Linked DNA regions of Homo sapiens: region 2 is linked to region 1. The links are chromatin contacts, found by Hi-C or POLR2A ChIA-PET in ENCODE. All regions are on one chromosome and are shown on one strand. The core of a region is the stretch at or near the end of the contact, and the rest is flanking DNA. Distances in the headings are between cores, read along the strand shown.

What was found. Hi-C counts contacts between places; a loop is a spot of excess contacts on that map. ChIA-PET counts read pairs that join two places held with the same protein, here RNA polymerase II (POLR2A). Pooled maps may share reads with other maps.
Region 2: a loop to region 1 is called in a pooled map, with 2.4 times the contacts of the local background. The contact joins two enhancer-like sites. A Hi-C loop is called at or near these places in 1 of 50 pooled maps. POLR2A ChIA-PET finds 5 or more read pairs at or near these places in 3 of 52 experiments (H1, T-cell and activated CD4-positive, alpha-beta T cell).

What each region holds. Positions count from the first base shown.
Region 1 is chr1:154,382,605-154,388,337 of GRCh38, forward strand. No RefSeq gene overlaps it. Among named protein-coding and RNA genes, the nearest start is that of IL6R, 20 kb to the right of the region's middle. RefSeq lists an enhancer at 4,140-4,349. Within about 2 kb of position 3,112, at least 11 of the 41 ENCODE cell types and tissues checked have a DNase peak (open chromatin) inside an H3K27ac peak, as active enhancers do.
Region 2 is chr1:154,494,288-154,500,020 of GRCh38, forward strand. It overlaps SHE (Src homology 2 domain containing E), which reads right to left. Exons shown (of 6, transcript NM_001010846.3): 2 at 4,825-4,951. Among named protein-coding and RNA genes, the nearest start is that of TDRD10, 5.1 kb to the right of the region's middle. Within about 2 kb of position 2,809, at least 13 of the 41 ENCODE cell types and tissues checked have a DNase peak (open chromatin) inside an H3K27ac peak, as active enhancers do.

The sequences.
Region 1 (5,733 bases), core at 1,862-4,361:
CATGCCTGGTGGGTTCATACACTTTGGAAAACAGTTTGGCAGCATCTACCACTGTATTAGCTAACTACTAAATCTAAAAGTATGCCCACCCTATGACCAGAAAATTCACTTCTTAGGTGAGAGAAGGACGTGCATATGTCCATCAAAAGACAAGTTCAAGATTGTTTACAGCAACATTACTCACAGCAGCCAAAATGTCAAAATAGCTCAAGAGTATCACCTGGAGAATAAACACATTTTATATTCATATAATGAGGTAATATATGGCAATAGAAAGAATGAGCAATAGATAACCCAACAGCATGAATTAATCTCACATTCATTCTGCTGAACAAAATAAGCCAGACACAAAAGGTAACTGTGTGTGACTTCATTTATGCTAGAATCAAGAGAGGCAAAACAAATCCATGGTTAACCTTTGAGGGGGTGGAAGGGTGGGGGTAGGGAGGAACAATCTGTGATGTCTTTATTAGATACGGAAATGTTCTATATCTTGCCAGGCTCAGTGGCTCACACCTGTAATCCCAGCACTTTGGGAAGCCAAGGTGGGCGGATCACCTGAGGTCAGGAGTTAAAGACCAGCCTGACCAACATGGAGAAACCCTGTCTCTACTAAAAATACAAAAATTAGCTGTTCGTGGTGGCACATGCCTGTAATCCCAGCTATTCCGGAGGCTGAGGCAAGAGAATCGCCTGAACCCAGGAGGTGGAAGTTGCGGTGAGCCAAGATTGTGCCATTGCACTCGAGCCTGGGCAACAAGAGTGAAACTCCGTCTGAAAAAAAAAAAAAAAAAAGTTCTATATCTTAATCTGGGTGGTGCTTTCCTGGATGTATTCCTATGCAAAGCTTTATTGAACTATGCACTTCACATTAATGCACTTCACAGCTACGTATAATATATTTTAATAAAAAGGTATATAAAAATACTATTTGGCTGGGTGCCGTGGCTCATGCCTGTAATCCCAGCTCTTTGGGAGGGCAAGGCAGGTGGATCACCTGAGGTCAGGAGTTCAAGACCAGCCTGATAAACATGGTGAAACCCCGTCTCTACTAAAATACAAAAATTAGTCAGGCGTGGTGGTGCACGCTTGTAATCCCAGCTACTCGGGAGTCTGAGGCAGTAGAATCGCTTGAATTTGGGAGATGGAGATTGCAGTGAGTCAAGATGGCACCACTGCACTCCAGCCTGGGTTACAGAGCAAGACTCCATCTCAAAAACAAACAAACAAACAAACAAACATCCCTTTGTGTCCTGTCTCAGACACTATTCCCCATCTCCCCAAAGGTAGCCTGTATCCTGATCCCCAACACTATAGATCATTTTTGCACCTTATATAAATGGAATCATGTAGTATGTACTATTTTGTAACGTGTGCCCGTGTGTCTTTTATGTTCATGAAATTTACCATCACATGCTGTACAAAAATAGGTAGTAGGCCAGATGTGACCTGAGGGCAATGGTTTTCTTTTCCTTTTTCTTTCTTTTTTTTTTTTTTTTTGGAGACAGAGTCTTGCTCTGTCATCCAGGCTGGAGTACAATGGCGTGATCTCGGCTCACTGCATTCTCTGCCTCCCAGGTTCAAGCGATTCTCATGACTCAGCCTCCCGAGTTGCTAGGAATACAGGCGTGAGCTACTACACCTGGATAATTTTTGTATTTTTAGTAGAGATGGGGTTTCACAATGTTGGCCAGGTTGGTCTCGAACTCCTGACCTCAGATGATCTGCCCGCCTCGGCCTCCCAAAGTGCTGGGATTACAGAAGTGAGCCACTGCACCTGGCCCTTTTTTAAGACAAAGTCTCCCTCTATCGCCCAGACTGGAGTGCAGTGGCACTGTGGCTCATGCCTGTAATTCCAGCACTTTTGGAGGCCGAGGTAGGCAGATCACTTGAGGTCAGGAGTTCAAGACCAGCCTGGGCAACATGGTGAAACTCCATCTCTACTAAAAATACAAAAATTAGCTGGGCATGGTGGTGCACGCCTGTAATCCCAGCTACTGGGGAGGCTGAGGCAGGAGAATCGCTTGAAACCGAGAGGCAGAGGTTGCAGCGAGCCGAGATCATGCCACTGCATTCCAGCCCAGGTGACAGAGACCCTGTCTCAAAACAAACAAACAAACAAACGAACCAACCAACCTCCAAATGACGATGCTTGAGCTTTAGCTCAGCTATCTCCAGTTGTCTTTGGGTAATGGGGGTGTCAAGTGGCAATGTTCCAAGTCTGGCTTATCTTGGGGGAACTAAATGGCTGTTATCATTCCCAGGCCTCACATCTACACTCTGCCTGATTCAGAGCAAGGGAGGGGGGTGTCTCCTGTGCCATCCACTGCTCTATCCTCAATCGAACCAAGCCCTTTGACCAGGGAAGTGCTGTGCCCTGTTTGTGCATGCTTGTAGGTACAGGGAAGAGACAGGTGGAGGGAGATCCCCTGACTAGCTTACATCAACCTGGCTCATCTCTGGAATTTGGGATGGAGTTAAACCCAACAACCCCTGGGCCTGCTCCAATGAAGACAGGGAGTGTTTATCAATGAGCAGTGACAATTACTACCTCTCCTGAGAGCAGATGAGTAGGTTTCAGGCATGGGGTTTCTCTAAGTCAGCAAAAAGCACCCGATCCCTAATGACAGAGGAGCAGTGTGTGTTAAATGTGTGTGTGCACATGTGTGAATAATTCAGGGCCCTCTAACCATGAGGCCCGGGACAAGAGCCACACTTGCCCACATGAAGTCAATGCTCTTGTCTGCAAGAACATTGTTTATTGTGGCTGGAGCCCAGATAACAAGGAGAAAGTGGCAAGAGATGAGGCAGGAGAGAAAAGCAGGGTGACTTCTGGAGAACCCTTTTCTCGGTGAAGGGATTTCAGCCTTATTCTGGGAATAAGCCAGAGCCCTGAGGGGTTTTAAGTGGAGGAGAGCCAGCCCCACCCCAACTCAGTGGCTTTAGGGGTCATTCTTCCCATGCTACCATTTCCCATGGTTCAAAGATTAACAATAGGGCTAACTTCCAATTTATTCAATTCTCAGGTTATTTATTCAATAATCTAGTGTTCTTCCTCTCTACTTCCTCCTCTTCAGTACCTTGTTGTGGGTGGAGCTCCAGGAAGAGGATGGGGCGTGGTGCCTAGAGGCGGAAGTGTGTATCTTGATTGTTTAACCTGGGAACCCTGAGGGCAGAGGGCGTAGGGGTTGGGAGAGGAAAGGAAGGCGCTAGGAAGACACTGGAAAGACCCCATAAGCGTAGCAGCTCCTAAACCACAGCTAAGCATGTCTGGAGGAGAAGCCTGAATCCGAAAGCAATGAGGAAATGATTAGTGGTTTCATAGTAGGTTGTCTGTAGCTGCAGACACACAGGCGTTTTTGTACACAGGTAAATACAGGCCTGTTCTGTTATTGACCACACGTTTGTATGAAGCTCCAAACTCATGTGTCCTCCTGTTCTCCTGTTTTTTTTTTTTTTTTTGAGACGGAGTTTCGCTCTTGTTGTCCAGGCTAGAGTGCAATGGCACGATCTCGGCTCACGGCAAACTCCACCTCCCAGGTTCAAGCGATTCTCCTGCCTCAGCCTCCTGAGTAGGTGGGATTACAGGCACGCGCCACCATGCCTGGGTAATTTTTGTATTTTTAGTAGAGACGAGGCTTCACTATGTTGACCAGGCTGGTCTCAAACTCCTGACCTTAGGTGATCCACCTACCTCAGCCTCCCAAAGTGCTGGAATTACAGGTGTGAGCAACTGTGCCTGGCCTCTCTGAAGTATTATTTGATATTTTTCTTTTGAAGTTTTCTTCTTCCTGTGTAGAAACTATTTCTGCAAATTGCTTTTCAGTCTGCTTTTTGCTCATTTGTTTTTATCTTCCATGTCTGAGGTTTTTTTCAGCTGTCTGGTGATCTTTGACTGATTATTTATAAGACAGGCAAATATCAGTTAAGTCCTTACAGTAAACATATGGTTTACTCAAGTTAGGATTATTTTAGGAGGATTTCTTTACAAAATGGCCATTTACAAAGACAGAGTATAGGAGAGCTATAACCTTTGGTTGAGAGACACAGGCAGCCTAAGAGAGGAACCCTCTAAGAGAAGAACCAGAGGAACAGATATCTTGATCTCACGCTCCTCCTCCCTCTGGTCTTCCGGGTTCTGCGTTGTCTAGACCAACTGCTAGTCAGAGGGTGTGGGGTATTGCTCATGTGGTCTCTTCCTGGAATACCCCCAGTGCAGAGGGCCAGGCAGCGTGGGTGGGGAGTAGCAAAGAGAAAGCTCTGACATGGGAACGAAGGCGCTGATTGGAAGCTCACATGGTGGGCATCTGGACGGGACTGTTTGCTGGGGGAGTCCCCACATGTCTGGATCTTTAGGTCTTTCGTCTGGGGCCAGTCAGGTTACCCAGAGAAGAATCTCCTTCTAGGAGGGAACAGGCCAGCCTGCCAGTGTTCTGGCCCCCGAAAGGAGGCAGAGGGCTGTGGGTCTTAGCCTGGGGCATTTGGCATACGCAGTCCCTTAGTTCCCGAGTTTACAAGCCATAGCCATGCTGTCAAATGTGCCTGGTATCACCCAGTTCAGAGACTCTCTGTTTTATCCTGTACAGAGAACAAGCTTGCAGATTTCTGTGGGAGGGAGGGAGGGGTAGTTACTCAGTAATGAAGGGTGCTTCTCAAACAGCTTTCAACCAGTCCTCCTTGTTTGCACACTCACACACTCAGAGACACACAAACTCAGTTCCAGAGGTACTTGGAGCTGCCAGTTCATGAGCGTTTTGAGGATTTTATGAATAGATGGGTTGCTTCTCAGTTTTCTCTGCTGGTCATTTAGGATTTGGCCTTTTTTGTTTTTTTTTTTTGTTTGTTTTTTTGGTTTTTTTTGAGACAATAGTCTCGCTCTGTCGCCCAGGCTGGAGTGCAGTGGCATGATCTTGGCTCACTACAACCTCCACCTCCCGGGTTCAAGAGATTTTCCTGCCTCAGCCTCCCGAGTAGCTGCAGCTAGAGGCATGCACCACCCCACCCAGCTAATTTTTGTATTTTTAGTAGCGAGGGAGTTTCACCATGTTGGCCAGGCTGGTCTTGAACTCCTGACTTCAAATGATTCACCGCCTCAGCCTCCTAGAGTGCTGGGATTATAGGCGTGAGCCACTGTGCCTGGCCAGGATTTGGGTATTTCAAGTTGGCTACATCAGTTGTCACCTAAACCCAGAGGGTTTTTTGGTTCCTGGGGTACATCTGGAATTTTCAAATCTTCTTTGGCTGAAACACAGTATATTTGAGAGAGGACTCAGAAGAAAGAGGAAGAAAAGGCATCATGGGGCCAGACTGGTAAGTGTTTGAGTAGATTGTACTTTTTTCTTTTTTTGAGACGGAGTTTTGCTCTTGTTGCCCAGGATGGAGTGCAATGGTGCAATCTTGGCTCACCGTAACCTCCGCCTCCCAGGTTCAAGCGATACTCCTGCCTCAGCCTCCTGAGTAGCTGGGATTACAGGTATGTGCCACCACGCCGGGCTAATTTTGTATTTTTAGTAGAGACGGGGTTTCACCATGTTGGTCAGGCTGGTCTTGAACTCCAGACCTCAGGTGATCTGCCCGCCTCGGCTTCCCAAAGTGCTGGGATTACAGGCGTGAGCCCCCGCACCTGGCTGAGTAGATTGTACTTAACTCTAGAGACCATGGGCTTAGGGGTGGGAAATAGCAACTGAGGTCTAGGTACATGGGTCCTTTGAGAAGTTTATTCTCTATTAGGTC
Region 2 (5,733 bases), core at 1,559-4,058, 110 kb after region 1:
AAATTAAATCAAAACCAGTCTTCATTTGCACTTTTTTCCATAAGAGGTTTTTTCTGTTTAAATCACAGGCAAAGACAGACATAACAGTTTTTTTTTTTTTTTTTTTTTTAGAGATGGGGTCTCACTATATTGGCAAGGTTGGCCTTGAACTTCTGGCCTCAACTGATCCTCCCACCTTGGCCTCCCAGAGTGCTAGGATTATAGGCATGAGCCACCGGGCCCGGCAGATGGAGTTTATAGTTTTTTTTTTTTTTTTTAATGGAGACTCGAACAGTGAGGTTCTCTTTTAGATTTGACTATTTAAACAAACCAACAAAATCATTTGGAAGTAAAAATAAAATTTTAAAAATAATCTTTGACTGGAGCTCAAAAGCTAAAACCACAGCTTGCTGAATGACATGGTATTTTCAGTTGTGTAATTTGAACAAATTATTTAATCTTTCTGAACCTAGGTTTCCTCAACTGTATAAAGAAACCCGCTTGCACGGTGGCTCACTTTGTGGCTGGCAATCCCAGCACTTTGGGACGCCAAGGCAGGAGGATGACTTGAGGCCAGGAGTTCGAGACCAGTCTGACCAACATGGTGAAACCCCGTCTCTACTAAAAATACGAAAATTAGCCAGGTGTGGTGGCAGGTGCCTGTAATCCCAGTTACTTGGGAGGCTGAGGCAGGAGAATCACTTGAACCTGGGAGGTAGAGATTGCAGTGAGCTGAGATTGCACCACTGCACTCCAGCCTGGGCGACACAGCGAGACTCCGTCTCAAAAAAACAAACAAACAAAACACTTTACAGGGTTGCTGCAAGATTTAGTGAGGTAATTTGGCCAGGCTGGTACCTAGTAAGCTCTCAATTTACAGCTGTATGACATCAACTGCAGAAAGAATCCTCATGCTAACTAGCCAATGGGAACTTTTAAAGACCTGTCCGATGCTAATGTTTCAAAGCGGTGGCTAAAACTCCTAATGCTAGATTATGTAGAATATTTCTGCCAAATATTTAGCTAAATATCTTAGCTAGAATATTTAGTTAAAATGTTCCTGTGAATTTAGCAGAAAAGCAACAGAGGTTTATATTAATATTGCCTTGTATTCAGTCATATCTTTTTATGAACAATCCTTTGGATAAATCTCAGTGATAATTTACTCATAAACTCATAAATTCTTAACTTTTAAAAGTTAAGAGCAAAGTTTTGGGGGGACCCAGGCTTCCTGGGTCCCATAGCGATTTGGCCACAGGAAAGCCATGGGCTTCTCTCAGTTTCCTCTGCCCCTGAGGTAGATGCTGGCTCCTATTCTCAACTTCATGGCACTTATCATGCTTTTCAATGACTTATCTTCTTTGCTGGTAGGTCTGTTTCCCCCTTAGGCTGTGAGGTCCAAGGGCAGAAATCATGTGGGTCTTGTTTCCTGTATGCCCAGAGCTCAGGACAGGGCCTAGTACATAATAAAAAAAAAAACCTCAAGAAATATTTGTTGGGTATTCTAAAACAACATATGGGCAGTATTCTACACGCCCAAGATATTGTTAAAACCAGGCCTGTAATTCCCATTTCACCGGTAGAAAAAAGGCAATGCAAAGAATGGCAACACAGATTTAACCACTCCACAGTTCAACTGTGTTCATTAAAATCCTTTCCATCTTCAGAAATGCTGAAACAAGTAAAAAAAACTCTCATTTCTCAAGAAAGACGGGAAATTTCCGAACTTGGACTTGACAATCAGGTACACAAGGAGCAAACTGAATAAAAAAGTAAAAGGTTTAAAAAACAAAAAACAAAAGCCCAGCAGCAAATCTTTTATTTCTAGCTTCCGATAAACTCACTTCCTGTTATTCTGTCCAGCTTGTAACCTACGGGTAGAATAAGAGGTAGAGTCTCTACACTGATTGAGAAGGTGCTTTGTGATATATATTCTAAATGAAGAAACTTTAAAATCCACGAGTACAACTTTTTTAAAGTTAAGACCAAAGTATACTTAGATCACTAGTTTAGAAAGTTAGTAATTTGGATTTTTAATAAATTTGAATTTATTTGCCAACTGAATATATTAATTTTGTATTCCTAAATGAATTTATTTTCAGAAATTGTTTAAAACAGAGCATGGAACTTAATACACACTCAAATATTAAATGCTAGCGATTATTATTACATTTATTCCATGTTGGACAATTCTGACTTCTGAAGACAACATTCTTGGTTGAGTGGAAAGGTGCCTCACTTACGGGTGAAGTTTACAGTGGTTTTGCAAACGGCATTTCAAGTGTGTCCTGAACGCCATGTGGTGTCAGGGGCAGACCACTCAATGTGGAGTGGGAGATCCGGGTGCTAATTCCTGCTCTGTCTCTTAAAATGTCTCCTTAACACAGGCAAGCCCCAATCCCTTTGATCTTGTTTTTTGTCACCCTGTCACAAGGGGGACAGCATTGTAGTCCCCTAGCTTATAGAGCTCTTGTGGGAATTACATGAAAAAAAAAACAAAAAAACCCCCCAAAATTATATTCATTTTTATAAAATCACAGCACATTTCCTCTTATCAGTGCAGCTCTCCAAATAAACAGATGTATGGTATAAACTACCTACTTCAGTTAAAGAGAAAGATAAGAATAAAAACCCAAGGACAAAGAAAGGTGAATCACAATTAAGCATAAAACTTTTTTTTTTAAGAAAATCCTTTTCCTCAATTTTATGTAAAAGTAAATTCTTTTCCCTATTCCTTTCAAGGCTCTGATGTTTTTTAAAACTCTGACAGTTCATTTTCACTTCCTTTCATTCACAGATTTCATTAGGGGTCACAGTCCAGTGACCTTCAGGGTCACAGCCTGGCCAGGGTACACCCTCCCCACACGGAGGGCCTTATCTCTGTAAGCAGAGAAGCAGGAAGCGGAGCCAGGCTTTCCTGTTCCAGCTCGTTTTCATTCTGAAGACTGTCTTGGCCCTTCCAGTGTGCTGCTGCTACTCTCTGCTCAACTCTTCTGAGACTATACTTAGAGAACCTGAGCTTGACAGCTCTTCAATCTGTTCTAAACAGAAGAGACAAAGTCTTTCATGTGGGACCAGTTACTCTTCCCAGGCATGAAACCCACAAGAGTCAAATAAGGCTCCCTTGAGTCAGCATTCAGCAATTACATTTCTCATTATGGATGGAAGACTGTTTAAGGAAAACTAGGTGAAGACATAAAGTTCACAAATAAATCTATATTATTTTTATTTAAGTATCATTTACATCAACTTAAGAGAATTATGACTAAAAGGGAAAAGTTTGACACTAAGAATGACAGAGTGACTGCTTAGCTCACAAACTGGAATTGTTCTGACTTGAAAAGTTACAAGATTAGTCTTTGGTTTTAGGTGGTTGCCTTGAATGGCTTGGTTTACACAGCAATGATTTTTTTTTCTTTTCTTTTTTTTTTGAGACAGAGTTTCCCTCTTGTTGGCCAGGCTGGAGTGCAATGGCACGATCTTGGCTCACCACAACCTCTGCCTCCCGAGTTCAAGTGATTCTCCTGCCTCAGCCTCCTGAGCATCTGGAATTACAGGCATGCACCACCATGCCCGGCTAATTTTTTATATTTTTAGTAGAGACAGGGGTTTCTCCACGTTGGTCAGGCTGATCTCGAACTCCCGACCTCAGGTGATCGGCCCACCTCGGCCTCTCAAAGTGCTGGGATTACAGGTGTGAGCCACCACACCCAGCCAGCAGTAATTTATAATTACTGCTTAGTAATTAAATTCTTGGCTCCAATATTGTAGAACTTGTTGAGAAAGTCTTCTACTACAAAATACAGAATCACATCATGTTTGCAGTTTTTGTTTGTTTTTTTTGAGACGGAGTTCCACTCTTGTTGCCCAGGCTGGAGTGCAATGGCTCAATCTTGGCTCACTGCAACCTCTGCCTCCCAGGTTCAAGCAATTCTCCTACCTCAGCCTCCCAAGTAGCTGGGATTACAGGCATGCGCCACCATGCCTGGCTAATTTTGTATTTTTTTTTAGTAGAGACAGGGTTTCTCCATGTTGGTCAGGCTGGTCTTGAACTCCTGACCTCAGGTGATCCGCCCACCTTGACCTCCCAAAGTGCTGGGATTATAGGCGTGAGCCACTGCGCCTGGCCTTTTTTTTTTTTTCCTTTTTGAGACAGGGTCTTGCTTTGCTGCCCAGGCTGGAGTGCAGTGGCGCAATCTTGGCTTGTTGCAACCTCCTCCTCCCTAGTTCAAGTGATTCTCGTGCCTCAGCTTCCCAAATAGCTGGGATTACAGGTGTGCACCACCACACCCGGCTAATTTTTGTATTTTTAGTAGAGATGGGGTTTCACTATGTTGGCCAGGCTGGTCTCAAACTCCTGGCCTCATATGATCTGCCCGCCTCTCTCCCAAAGTGCTGGGATTATAGGCACGAGCCACTGCACCTGGCCATCCTTGCATTTTTTAATAGATTAAAATCCCTTAAGTATGTATTTGCTTCTTGGTAAGATGTATGACTCCCATTATGAATGTTAAAGCTTCTGAAAGTGGCCCCAAAATGTATATAATCATGTTAAAACTGAACATCATATTCTGAGCAGATCTGCACTCATAAATGTCATCTTGCATAGAACTAGAAAAACTTTGAAGACTCCTGTAAATTCTAAAACTCTGAAGGATACTAAATCATACAGGAAGTTACCTAAATAGTCCGACATTAGTTTGGGGTCTAATTTCTGTTTCTTCAAGTCAGCAGGATCTGGGTAAATTGCTTTATCCCTCTTCCCCAATAGACACCGGTTACTATATTACAACACTCACTGAGTGTGAGATTTCAGTCTCTATTCTGTAGAGCCTGCTTACAAACCTGTTATCATTTGCTGTGCATCATATGGTTCCATGTAACCGTCGTTCTCTCCGACTCTCTCTGCATCCCTTTGACCCTTTGTCCGTTTGGCATCATAAGGGTCAGCATAGTCTTCTAAAATGATGACCTGAAAAAGAACAAGAGAGGACAGTTGCTAAGGGCCACCGTATACCAAAATGGCAATGGTATCAAAATGGCTACTGACATCTCCTGCATATCCAAGGAGGTCAAAATCTCTATAACCAGTTCCAGATAGCTTTTGCACTTGATCATGTGTCCCAGTTAGACAAACACCTGTTTTTTTTGGTTGTACAGTTGATTTGCAACAATTCATCTAACTCTTTCACTTATCCCCAAGGCTCTTTATACCTCCCTTTATTTCTCCAAGCAATAAAACATTTTCTGGGTTAGAGGGTGGCAGGGGTGGATGTGGGGAGTGAAGGCTACCTGTGGCTTTAGAGCATAAAGGGTATGTGGCTTTACCACATACCCTTTATGAATTGAGTTTTTTAAACTCCAATCAGCTGAGCAGTACAGTCATAATGAGTCAGTCAGTCATCCACCAGCACTGGCTAGGCACTGTGAAGGAGTCAAAATAAACCCAAGACATGCTTCCTGTCCTCAAGGAGTGGATCACAGCTCCAAAGACACAGGCTTCATAGATGAGAAGTAGGTCAGTACTAAACAGTATTGTAGGTGTTCTACGTTCAATAATTCACAGGCAAACTGACTGTCACAGGCTACAGACCAGATAGGGTTTTGATCCCTATCTGGGATCCCCTATTTTGTGTCAGAAAGCATCCATCTTTCCAAAAATAGAAGGCACCTGAGGAGGTGGTGTGTGACAACATGGGTGACAACACCAGAGGGTAGGGGACCCTTCTCAGGAAGGAAGCTCCAGGCCTTGCT